2 separate regions of the Homo sapiens genome follow, and region 1 is linked to region 2. Evidence: read pairs that join two places in POLR2A ChIA-PET (ENCODE). Cell type or tissue: IMR-90. All regions are shown on one strand. Links, peaks and the distances in the headings refer to the core of each region. The heading gives the core; the rest is flanking DNA.

Region 1 (2,500 bases), core at 1-2,500, 230 kb after region 2:
GCCAGTATTGCTATATATTGTGCCCCTAGGAAATTCAGAATATTTATGATCAGGACTTCAAGTAGTCTAGACTTTTTTTTCCTCCTTTTAAAAGTGATTTTTAGCCTTTTCCACATGCTTTGCCATTACTTAAAGACATTCAAGCCATTGTTATTTTTTCAGTGGGGAAAAATAGCTAACATTCACACAAAAGTCAATAGAGCAACTGAACAAAATAAAATAATCTCAAACATTTATTAATTCAATAAATGTTTACTGCAGAGTCATAATATACATGATACAAATTCAACTGTGTGCCCTTGGCCCTTATTGCCCCCCAAACAGAAAGAGAAAGAAAAAAATAACTATTTCAATAGTGGCTGTTGTAATCACCTATCCACTCGGTGACTGAGGTCCCAGAGCCGGCCAGAGGAGGGACACGGACCCACTGTCAGCTTGGCTAGTTTTACTTTCTTCGTACCTCTCAGAGGTGAGGCTGAATGAGACGCTAGAGTCTGAAAAATAAGTGTTTAGGGTACATCTGGCCTGTAAATAAGTGCCGACTGATTCATCTGGTTCCCAACTAAAACAAAATAGCAATCTGATCCATTGTTGGAGAAAAACCTAGCTGTGTTGAACTTGGTGAAGGATGTTACTATACTTTATAAGCCGTTGAAGGGGTTAGGCATAGTGGCTCACACCTGTAATCCCAGCACTTTGGGAGGCCGAGGCAGACGGATCGCCTGAGGTCAGGAGTTCAAGACCAGCCTGGCCAACATGCTGAAACTCTGTCTCTACTAAAAAAAAATACAAAAATTAGCCAGATGTGGCAGCGGGTACCTATAATTCCAGCTACTTGGAAGTCTGAGGCATGGGAATCGCTTGAACATGGAGGCGAAGGTTGTTGCAGTGAGCTGAGATCTTGCCACTACACTCCAGCTTGGGCGAAAGTGAAACTCTGTCTCAAAAAAAAAAAAAAAAAAAAAAAAAAAAAAAAAAAAAAAAGGCCCCTGAAGGGATTTTCCATGGTTAATCTTGAAAGTTTTATTTGTGCTACCACTCATGGTAGATGCTCAGTACAATGTATCCAGTAAAGTACATCTGCTGTATACAGGCTCTGTGCTGTATACAGGGGAAAATTCCTGACCACTTAGTGGACATTTTGGAGATCTGAAAACAAGATTATCCACACAAACATACATATACATACACATATCTGACTTGAGAATAAGCCACGTTTTTTGTAGAGTGGGCCACTCTTGACGTGTCCTTTTCTCTTTTTTGTTTTGAGACAGTCTCACACTGTCGCCCAGGCTGGAGTGTAGTGGCCGGATCTTGGCTCACTGCAACCTCCACCTCCCAGGTTCAAGCAATTCTCCTGCCTCAGCCTCCCAAGTTGCTGGGACTACAGCCACGTGGCACCATGCCCAGCTAATTGACATGTCCTTTTCTAGCCTAATAGTTTAACTCATATTTACTTATTAGGAACTGTGAGTATGTCAAATGATATAAATTTAAAGGGTGAGATGAGACAAATTTTTATTTAGATTTCTCTTTTTAGAACTAATTATTGATACAATTGGAAATTTTGTTGTTTTTGTTGATGGTAATGGTGGCTTTTTAAAGAACAAGCTAGTGACTTAAAAATAAGCATAGGCTGGGCGCGGTGGCTCACGCCTGTAATCCCAGCACTTTGGGAGGCCGAGGCAGCCAAATTGCCTGAGGTCAGGAGTTTGAGACCAGCCTGACCAACATGGAGAAACCCCATCTATACTAAAAAAAAAATACAAAAATTAGCCGGGCGTGGTGGCACATGCCTGTAATCCCACCTACTCAGGAGGCTGAGGCAGAAGAATCGCTTGAACCAGGGAGGCAGAGGTTGCAGTTAGCCGAGATCCCGCCATTGCACCCCAGCCTGGACAACAAGAGCAAAACTCCATCTTGAAAAAAAACAAAAAACAAGTGTAGCTGAACGTGTTGTGGTGCCCATGGGTAATCCCAGCACTTTGGGAGGCCGAGGCAGGTGGATTGCATAAGCTCAGAAATTTGAGACCAGCTTGGGCAACATGGTGAAACCCAGTCTCTACAAAAAAAATGCAAAAATTAGCTGGGCGTGGTGGCACACACCTATAGTCCCAGCTACTCAGGAGGCTGAGGTGGGTGGATCGCTTGAACCTGGGAGGTCAAGGCTGCAGTGAGTCAAGATCACGCCACTGCACTCTAGCTTGGGTGACAGAGCGAGACCCTGCCTTAAAAACTAAAAAAACAGAGGCCGGGTGTGGTGGCTCACGCCTGTAATCCCCGCACTTTGGGAGGCCGAGGCGGGCAGATTACGAGGTCAGAGTTTGAGACCAGCCTGACCAACATGGTGAAACCCCGTCTCTACTAAAAATATAAAAATTAGCCAGGCATGGTGGCGCATCCCTGTAATCCCAGCTACTCAGGAGGCTGAGGCAGGAGAATCGCTTGAACCTGGGAGGTGAAGGTTGCAGTGAGCCAAGATCGGGCCACTGCATTCCAG
Region 2 (8,401 bases), core at 2,909-5,408:
TTTCCTTCAGTTGTCCTAGCCTTGAAGGTATGATTCTAAAGATACCATGTTTATAGTCGAATAACTTTTTTTTTTTTTTGAGACAGGATCTTACTTTGTCAGCTAGGCTAGAGTGCAGTGGCATAATCACAGCTCACTGCACGCAGCTTTGGTCTCCCAGACTCAAGCTATCCTCCTGCCTCAGCCTCTGAAGTAGCTGGGACTACAGGCGCAGGCCTCCATGCCTGGCTAATTTTTAAAATATTTCTTGTAGAAACATGGTCTCCCTATGTTGCCCAGGAAACATGGTCTCCTTATGTTGCCCAGGCTGATCTTGAACCCCTAGGCTCAAGGGATCCTTCTGCCTTGGCCTCCCAAAGTGCTGGGATTACAGGCATAGGCAATTGTGCCCAGCCAGTTTCATTAGCTTAATGAAAATATTCCAAATATCTTATTGAAAACAACAACAGAATTCCACTTATATTTGCTTGAGAACTATATATTTTAAATCTCATAGGACAGGTATTGAATATAGTTCACACTTTTAAAGTAAGATTGTTTTTAAAGTCCTGAAGAATAATATTATAATAAAACTGATATAAGACAAACTAGAAAGAAATCCATGTTTATCCCATACAACCACCAGGACCAGATTTAATCCTTGTTTCCTAGAATTTGTCTTCCTTTAGTTCCTAGAAAGAAAATACCAAAGCATTATTTAATACCTTAATAAATACTTACAGAGCAGAAATTTATAAATTAGTGAAGTAGATGGCAATTGGTGCCCAAGTCAAATTTGTCATGATTGAGTTGATAAAGTGCCATTAAGATTAAAGGTACCTCTATAAATTACAGCACACGTTTCGGTAATAGACTCATAGATTTTATAATATGCATTGTGAATTGCTATTCATGCCTGAAAAAAAAAATTATATTGAGAAAGTTCAGCCAAGTGGCTTTAAAAGCAGGCTTTGAAATCAGACTGAGTTCCAGTCCTGACTCTGACACTTCAATAGCTGTGTGTGCTTGGGAAAATTTAATCTCCCTGACTTTCAGTTTCCTTGTCTGTGAATAATAATAGAAGCTACCTCATAAGGTAGCAGTGCAGATTCAGTGAGATAACACATGGAACTTGTTATCTCACTAACTTGTTATCTACTAACACATGGGGCTTAGTATAGTGTCTGGCATACAACTGCTTAACAAACATTAGCTATTATTAGCATTAGTATTCTGATAGACTTAATGAACAAAAGTTATAGCAAGAGTCTCTGAATAGGTAACCTTTTAAAAAGTTAATTTTTCATGTATTTATTACCATAAAATTTTAAAACTATAACTCTCCCTTTTATTCTAGTTAATAGTATATTTTAAATTTAAGAACTAATCTGATTCCTGATAAGGGAGTAAGAATATATCTTGAAAACAGAAATAGTTCATTAAGAACCCCTAGGCTGGGCGTGGTGGCTCATCCCTGTAATCCCAGAACTTTGGGAGGTCGAGGCGGGTGGATCACCTGAGGTCAGGAGTTCAAGACCAGCCTGGCCAACATGGTGAAACCCCATCTCTACTAAAAATACCAAAAAAATTAGCTGGGCATGGTGGTGAGCACCTGTAATCCCAGCTACTCGGGAGGCTGAGGCAGGAAAATTGCTTGAACCTGGGAGGCAGAGGTTGTGGTGAGCTGAGATTGCACCATTGCATTCCAGCCTGGGCGACAAGAGCAAAACTCAGTTTCAAAAAAAATAAAATAAAAAAAAGCAAAGACTTGGAACCAACCTACATGTCCAACAAGGATAGACTGGATTAAGAAAATGTGGCACATATACACCATGGAATACTATGCAGCCATAAAAAATGATGAGTTCATGTCCTTTGTAGGGACATGGATGAAACTGGAAACCATCGTTCTCAGCAAACTATCGCAAGGAGAAAAAAACAAACACCGCATGTTCTCACTCATAGGTGGGAATTGAAAAACGAGAACACATGGACACAGTAAGGGGAACATCACACACTGGGGCCTGTTGTGGGGTGGAGGGAGCGGGGAGGGATAGCATTAGGAGATATACCTAATGCTAAATGATGAGTTAATGGGTGCAGCATACCAACATGGCACATGTATACATAAGTAACAAACCTACACGTTGTGCACATGTACCCTAAAACTTAAAGCATAATAATAATAAAATTTAAAAAAAAAAGAAAGAAAAAGAAAAAGAACCCCTAGTATCCAATGACTCCCATACCTGACCTTCCACACTCAGGCATTTGTTAGCATTGCAGTTCGTATTTGTTACGCCATTCTTTTCATTACCTTCAGTCAGAAGAACTCCATGTTTCACTCCGAGGGCTGCCTGCAAAACAGTCTTTCCTCCCCAGCCTGGCAATCTCTCTGGTGTTATGGGAAAGGATCCTGCCTGCCAGATATGGACCAGGCCTCTTTCCTTGGATCCTTCTGCCTCTGTTGAGCTAAAACATCAAGAAACATAGCTTAATTGTTTCTACAATTCAGAACAGTATCCTTTGTTCTTAATACTTTTCATGATTGTACCTTTTACCAGCACATGGATGACTAGGTCAGATAGCTGAATTAGCACCTATTTTATGCTTTGGTTATGCTCACAGAAGCCAAGGTAAAACAACTATTTATATAAAAGACTGAAGGATGTGGGGCGTGGTGGCTCACACCTGTAATCCCAGCCCTTTGGGAGGCCGAGGCAGGCAGATCACAAGGTAGGAGCTCGAGACCAGCCTGGCTAATACGGTGAAACCCTGTTTCTACTAAAAATACAAAAAAAAAAAAATCAGCCGGGCATGGTGGCGTGAACCTGTAGTCCCAGCTACTCAGGAGGCTGAGGCAGGAGAAGCGCTTGAACCCGGGAGGCGGAGGTTGCAGTGAGCCAAGATCTTGCCACTGCACTCCAGCCTGGGCGACAGAGCAAGACTCTGTCTAAAAAAAAAAAAAAAAAAAAGACTGAAGGACACTCTAAACCCACAAATTACTTTTCTCCATCTAAGAAGCAAACAAAACTTGGGCTATTTTTAGAAGTTTTAGCATTTGGTAGCATAAAATTCCAAGATTCTAACTTCTCAATATATTCACTCCTTGTTGAGATATCAAAGCTACAACATGCCCAAGTTGAAGTCTTATCATAAAATTTTATAGTAAGTAAAAAGTACTTGATGAGAACAATATGAGAAACAGGAATTCATATTTCACTTTATGTTGAGTTTAAGTGTAGAACTGCTATTTAAATTTTTAGGAATCAAGTTTATAATAGATATCAGTAAAATCCTTAATGCTTTGCTCAAGTTCTAGCTAAAGAATTCTACACATCTGATGATTTCGGTTTAAAGAATACAAAACACATAGCTGCACAGTAATGACCATATCCTAACTGCCTTCTTCTAAGAAAAGGGCACATTAAGATATGTGCCACCATTGGTAATACATTTTTTCATTTTCTTTTTTCTAGAACGCTGATGCCAAAATTTTAATGAGGCACAGAAACTCTTTTGAATAGCTAAGCATTTATCTATATTTGCTAAATAATATTCCCTTAAATTATAACTGGACATAACCATGGTTCTATAGGAGGAACAGTATACATTTAACCTTCCTTTTAAATATCTTCCATAACTAGTTCTTTAAGGATGGAAGATGATTAAGATTAGCAAGGCTACTTCTGAAAACCTGAAATTATTTGTGAGGGAAAAATGGCTACAAGCACTTTAAAATGATGAAATGAAGACATTTAGTGCTTCTTACAAAGCTTACAACTAACAAGCCTTTTTAAAATTTTATCTTTACCAACGAACTAACTACAAATGTCACTATTCCCACTTAACAACCATCAACAAGAAAATTAAACTGAAGAGAAGCTACACATATGTGAAGCTGTTTGCTATGTTTTCCTAGGAGGATAAGAGAAAAGGAAGAAATGATTTTACCTTCTCTTCTTTGAGTCCATCGGTCAGTGGGAACACTCCATCACCAAATCATTCCTTCTTTACAGAAAGTCTATCAAGACCTAAACAGTACAAGTAAGGAAAAGAGCAGTAAAAGAATATTTTACCCCTCAGACATTAAAAAAAAAAAAAGCAGCCCTCTAACAAGTGCACATTCACTAGGAAATAAATATGCAGTAAAACTATTTAAACTATTTCATATCTTGCCTGCCAAAGTCAAACATAGGCTGAGCCTGCCCACTAAGCTTATAAAAATGCCCATTGACTGTCAAATGTAATGTCAAAGGAAGAAAAGACTACCCACAATTAAGCTGTACTCTTCCAGGCAATAGATTTTGTTTTTTATTATAAAGAAAAAAGTTCAATCTGAAAAATCAATGTGTTAAGTACAAAAAGTACACACACATTAAGGGTACTTTTTAAACGCTCTGTCTGGAATGCATGAAGACTTAAATACCAATTAACTCAGATTTTCTAAAATCTCTTCAGTAATGTATCTGATTCAAGTAGTTTTAATTTATACTTTTCAGTAATGCACAAAAATTATGTCATTAAAATAGGAAGTTTTCCACTTATTGGAAGAAGGAACATTTTCCCCAAATCACCTTCGATTCAGACCAACATGCCTCATAACCCAAACGGTTGAAAGAAAGAAGTCTGAATTTTAAATCAGCTGTTTTAAAATCCACCTTTAATAGAAAATAGCTGTATGAAAATTATAGTTACAAATATCATGGCCCATCAGTTTAGAAACTCAGTATTTAATAAAATAAGAGATAGAAAAATAAACAGAAATGCTGAGTGCATTTCAACTCAGAAATCCACATTTGTAAGGGTACCAAAACACAAGAAAACAAAAGCAGTTAGGTCTTATTTGTGTAAACCATAAAAATATTGGGGCCAAATTTGTGGTTTTTCTGCAAAAGGATATGGAATGGTCACTGTGTTCTGGAAACAGCTCATACTGGCAGGAGTGATCTGGGGTCCATCTGTTTCCTCCAGGTTGCCTGTGAATTCTTACCATTTCCCATCTGTACATCTGAAGAAAATTACTTTCCACCTAATGCTTATTTTAGAAAGATTATGAATCATTCAAAGTTGGAAAATGGGTACTATGTTAACAAGAGATATATCTGAATAAATTTAATAAATGATATTCATTTAATAAATACAATTAAGTGCTACTATGCTTTGTCCATGATAGTAATTAGCCTTTTGTAAAATGCACAGTTCATGGTGTACAGAGAAATTCTGCCACCAGATCTAATCTGTGCTTATCTATCAGAGATCATGGAGTTACTACGCCCTTGATTAAATTTCAACAATAGGTAGCGGAAGCCAGAGAATTATTCTACGAGGATGTGGAAGCACACAAGCACACCTTACTTCACACAACTGACACACTATATGTAAACGGAATTTTGTCCTACTAACAATCAAAAATGTTGAGAATCTTTTGATAAAATGAATAAAGTCAACCTTTATTCTCTCTTAGTGCCAGATTTTTGAGCACAGTTTTCTTAAAGTTGGTTACACCTTACTCAATATTATTTATCACCACCACTCATTTTTTTTTTTAACCTAAATGGAATTAAAACTCTACAAACTGTTTTTACAACTTTCTTTTCTTACTTACTATAGGGCAGGCCAAATAACGGTCTCCAAAGGCATCAAGGTCCTAATGCCCAGAACTTGTGACTATGTTAGGTTGTGTGATACTAACCAACTCTCCTTAAGATAGAAAGATTATCCTGGTTATCCAGGTGCACCCAATGTAATCATAAACATCCTTAAAAGTGGAAGAGGGAGGCAGGAGGAGAATCAAAGAGACATGATGATGGAGGCAGGGTCAGAGATGACGCTACACTGCTGACTGAACATGGAAGAAGGCAGCCATGAGCCAAGGAATGCAGGTGACAGGTAGCAGCTGAAAAGGCAAGGAAAAGAATTCTTTCCTAGAGCGTCCAGAAAAAAGCAGCCATGCCGACACCTTGACTTTAGTCTACAAGACCTGTGACAGACTTTCAGCCCACAGAACTTGAAGATAATATATTTATTTGTGTTATTTTAAGCCACTAAGTTCATAACAATTTGTTGCAGCTGCAGTAGAAAACTAATATATTATTTCACAGACATCTTTTTACATCAGTATTTACAGATTTTTTTTTTTTTTTTTTTTTGAGACGGAGTTTTGCTCTTGTCACCCAGGCTGGAGTGCAATGGCACGCTCTCGGTTCATTGCAACCTCCGCCTCCCAGGTTCAAGCAATTCTCCTGCCTCAGCCTCCCGAGTAGCTGGGATTACAGGCACCCGCCATTACGCCTAGCTAATTTTTGTATTTTTAGTAGAGACGGGGTTTCACCATGTTGGCCAGGCTGGTCTCGAACTCCTGACCTCAGGTGATCCACCTGCCTCGGCCTCCCAAAGTGCTGGGATTACAGGTATGAGCCACCTTGAGCCACCGCGCCCGGCCCCTATCTCATTTTGTTTTAATGGTGTTTAATATGTTTGACATCTTCCAACAAGATACGTCTGCCTGAAACTCCAATAGGGCAATGAAGAAAACTGATTGCTGAGGAAACATAACTAAAAAGGAATATTGCAACTAAATGTGGGGATCTTATGTTATTAAAGTTTTATCCTCATATACTTAAGTAAGGGTGGTATTTACCAACTCTATTTAATCTAACATTCTTTCTCAATTACGTATCCATCCAGGAAAAGAAAGTAAATGAAAAACTTTTGTCTTTCTAATATTTTTATGATTGTCTCTCCAGGAAATCTATTAAGACTCACCTCAACCAGTCAAATAGCATTCAAATTTCTGTATGTTATTTCATTGCTTTAACATTTTAAGTTTTTATAAAATTGCCTAATCATAAAACTTCCTCTGGGGATATTTCTTCCAGAGAAGCTTTAAGGTCTTTATCATTCCTTAAGAGGGCAAGATCCTTGTACTCTGCTGCTTTTCTTCTGTTACAGTAACTTTCCTGCATAGACCTGTTAACCAGCTCTGATAAAGAAGCCATGTGATGTTGCATAAACAGCATTTACTGTGGGACCCTCTCTTACCTTGCATGGCCTCTCCACAGATAAATGGCATCTCCGTAAAATGAGCAAACCAGACTTCAGTCTTCTGAACCGCAGGACACAGCTAGATTCACTTTAAAGCATACCACTCTATCCTTCAAATTATTATCTCCTTCACAGTGATATGTAAAGTAACAAAACCCCAGGGGGCCCTTTAAACAAAGAGCAAACCTTGCTTCTTAATAAACTGATGCCACTTTTAGACTCCACTGGATACACATCCTTCTGTTACATCTAACAGAGAAATAAGTTGTCCTGTACGAGCCAAGGATATCATTTTAATACCATGATCTGGAAGTGCCCTTAACAACAACAACAACAACAACAATCTAGTCTAGATGTCCCAACTGTTAGAAAGATGAGCTACAACCATCTTACAGGTCTACAATACCTTAACCAGAAATCTATAGCTCTGAAAATTAAAAGTTTTTTCAATAACACTTTTGGTGGCAAAATCTAATCTGACCTGAACTCATCTGACAGCAAAATCTGACCTGAACTGATATGAGGTTATTTATCACTTTTATCCCTTTAGTGTGAATATTCATACATCGTGTTGTAGAAATATCAGTATGAATAGGGCAGCACCACAGATCCCACAGGAAGTGTTATATAATATATAGTTTATGCATCTTACTCTAAAGAACAAAACATAAATCTGAATTCCAAAATGCACCTTGCCCCAAGGGTTTTGAATAAAGGACCAGGAATCTATATTCAAAAACAACTATCGTTTTTTAGTAGAAGTCTCAAAACTTTTAACTATTTTATACTTAACTTGGTTTCTTTTATGTACTTTGAACATTTACTTCATTTTGGAGAGTACACTGGGGAGTTGCATTGCTTCCAGTGGGACAGTCTATGGATGCTTTCATGATTTTTTTTTTTTTTTTTTTTTTCATTTTTGAGATGGAGTCTTGCACTGTCGCCTGGGCTAGAGTGCAATGGCATGATCTCAGCTCACTGCAACCTCCACCTCCTGGGTTCACATGATTCTCCTGCCTCAGCCTCCCGAGTAGCTGGGATTACAGGTGCACACCACCACACCTGGCTAATTTTTGTATTTTTAGTAGAGACAGGGTTTCACTATGTTGCCCAGACTGGTCTTGAAATCCTGACCTTGTGACCTGCCCACCTTGGACTCCCAAAGTGCTGGGATTACAGGCGTGAGCCAATGCGAAGGGCCAATGATTTATTTCAATGACGATTTACATTTGTTTCAAAAGTTTTAAACCAATTTTATGGTGAACACTCACGGAGCACCAAAATGAATTTTTGCAAGGAATATCCTGCCTGCAAATACTCCATCGGCTCATCTTCTCAATGGAGGAAGGAAGCCTGGGTTCTTAAGTTTCATACA

Evidence for each region. Peaks named below come from ENCODE experiments on the same cell type or tissue, not always from the same donor. Only the 100,000 strongest peaks of a DNase experiment are listed, where the experiment ranks them.
Region 1: POLR2A ChIA-PET joins it to region 2 with 13 read pairs; 3 of 35 experiments call an interaction of 5 or more read pairs at or near these places.

The regions. Positions count from the first base shown.
Region 1 is chr2:202,002,157-202,004,656 of GRCh38, forward strand. No RefSeq gene overlaps it. Among named protein-coding and RNA genes, the nearest start is that of FZD7, 30 kb to the right of the region's middle. In IMR-90, for the core only: no CTCF peak of the experiment used is centred there; a DNase peak (open chromatin) is centred at 1,115; H3K27ac peaks cover 189 bases.
Region 2 is chr2:201,764,933-201,773,333 of GRCh38, forward strand. It overlaps ALS2 (alsin Rho guanine nucleotide exchange factor ALS2), which reads right to left. Exons shown (of 34, transcript NM_020919.4): 2 at 3,934-4,013; 3 at 2,297-2,451. The coding sequence starts at 3,953. Among named protein-coding and RNA genes, the nearest start is that of ALS2, 12 kb to the right of the region's middle. In IMR-90, for the core only: no CTCF peak of the experiment used is centred there; a DNase peak (open chromatin) is centred at 4,179.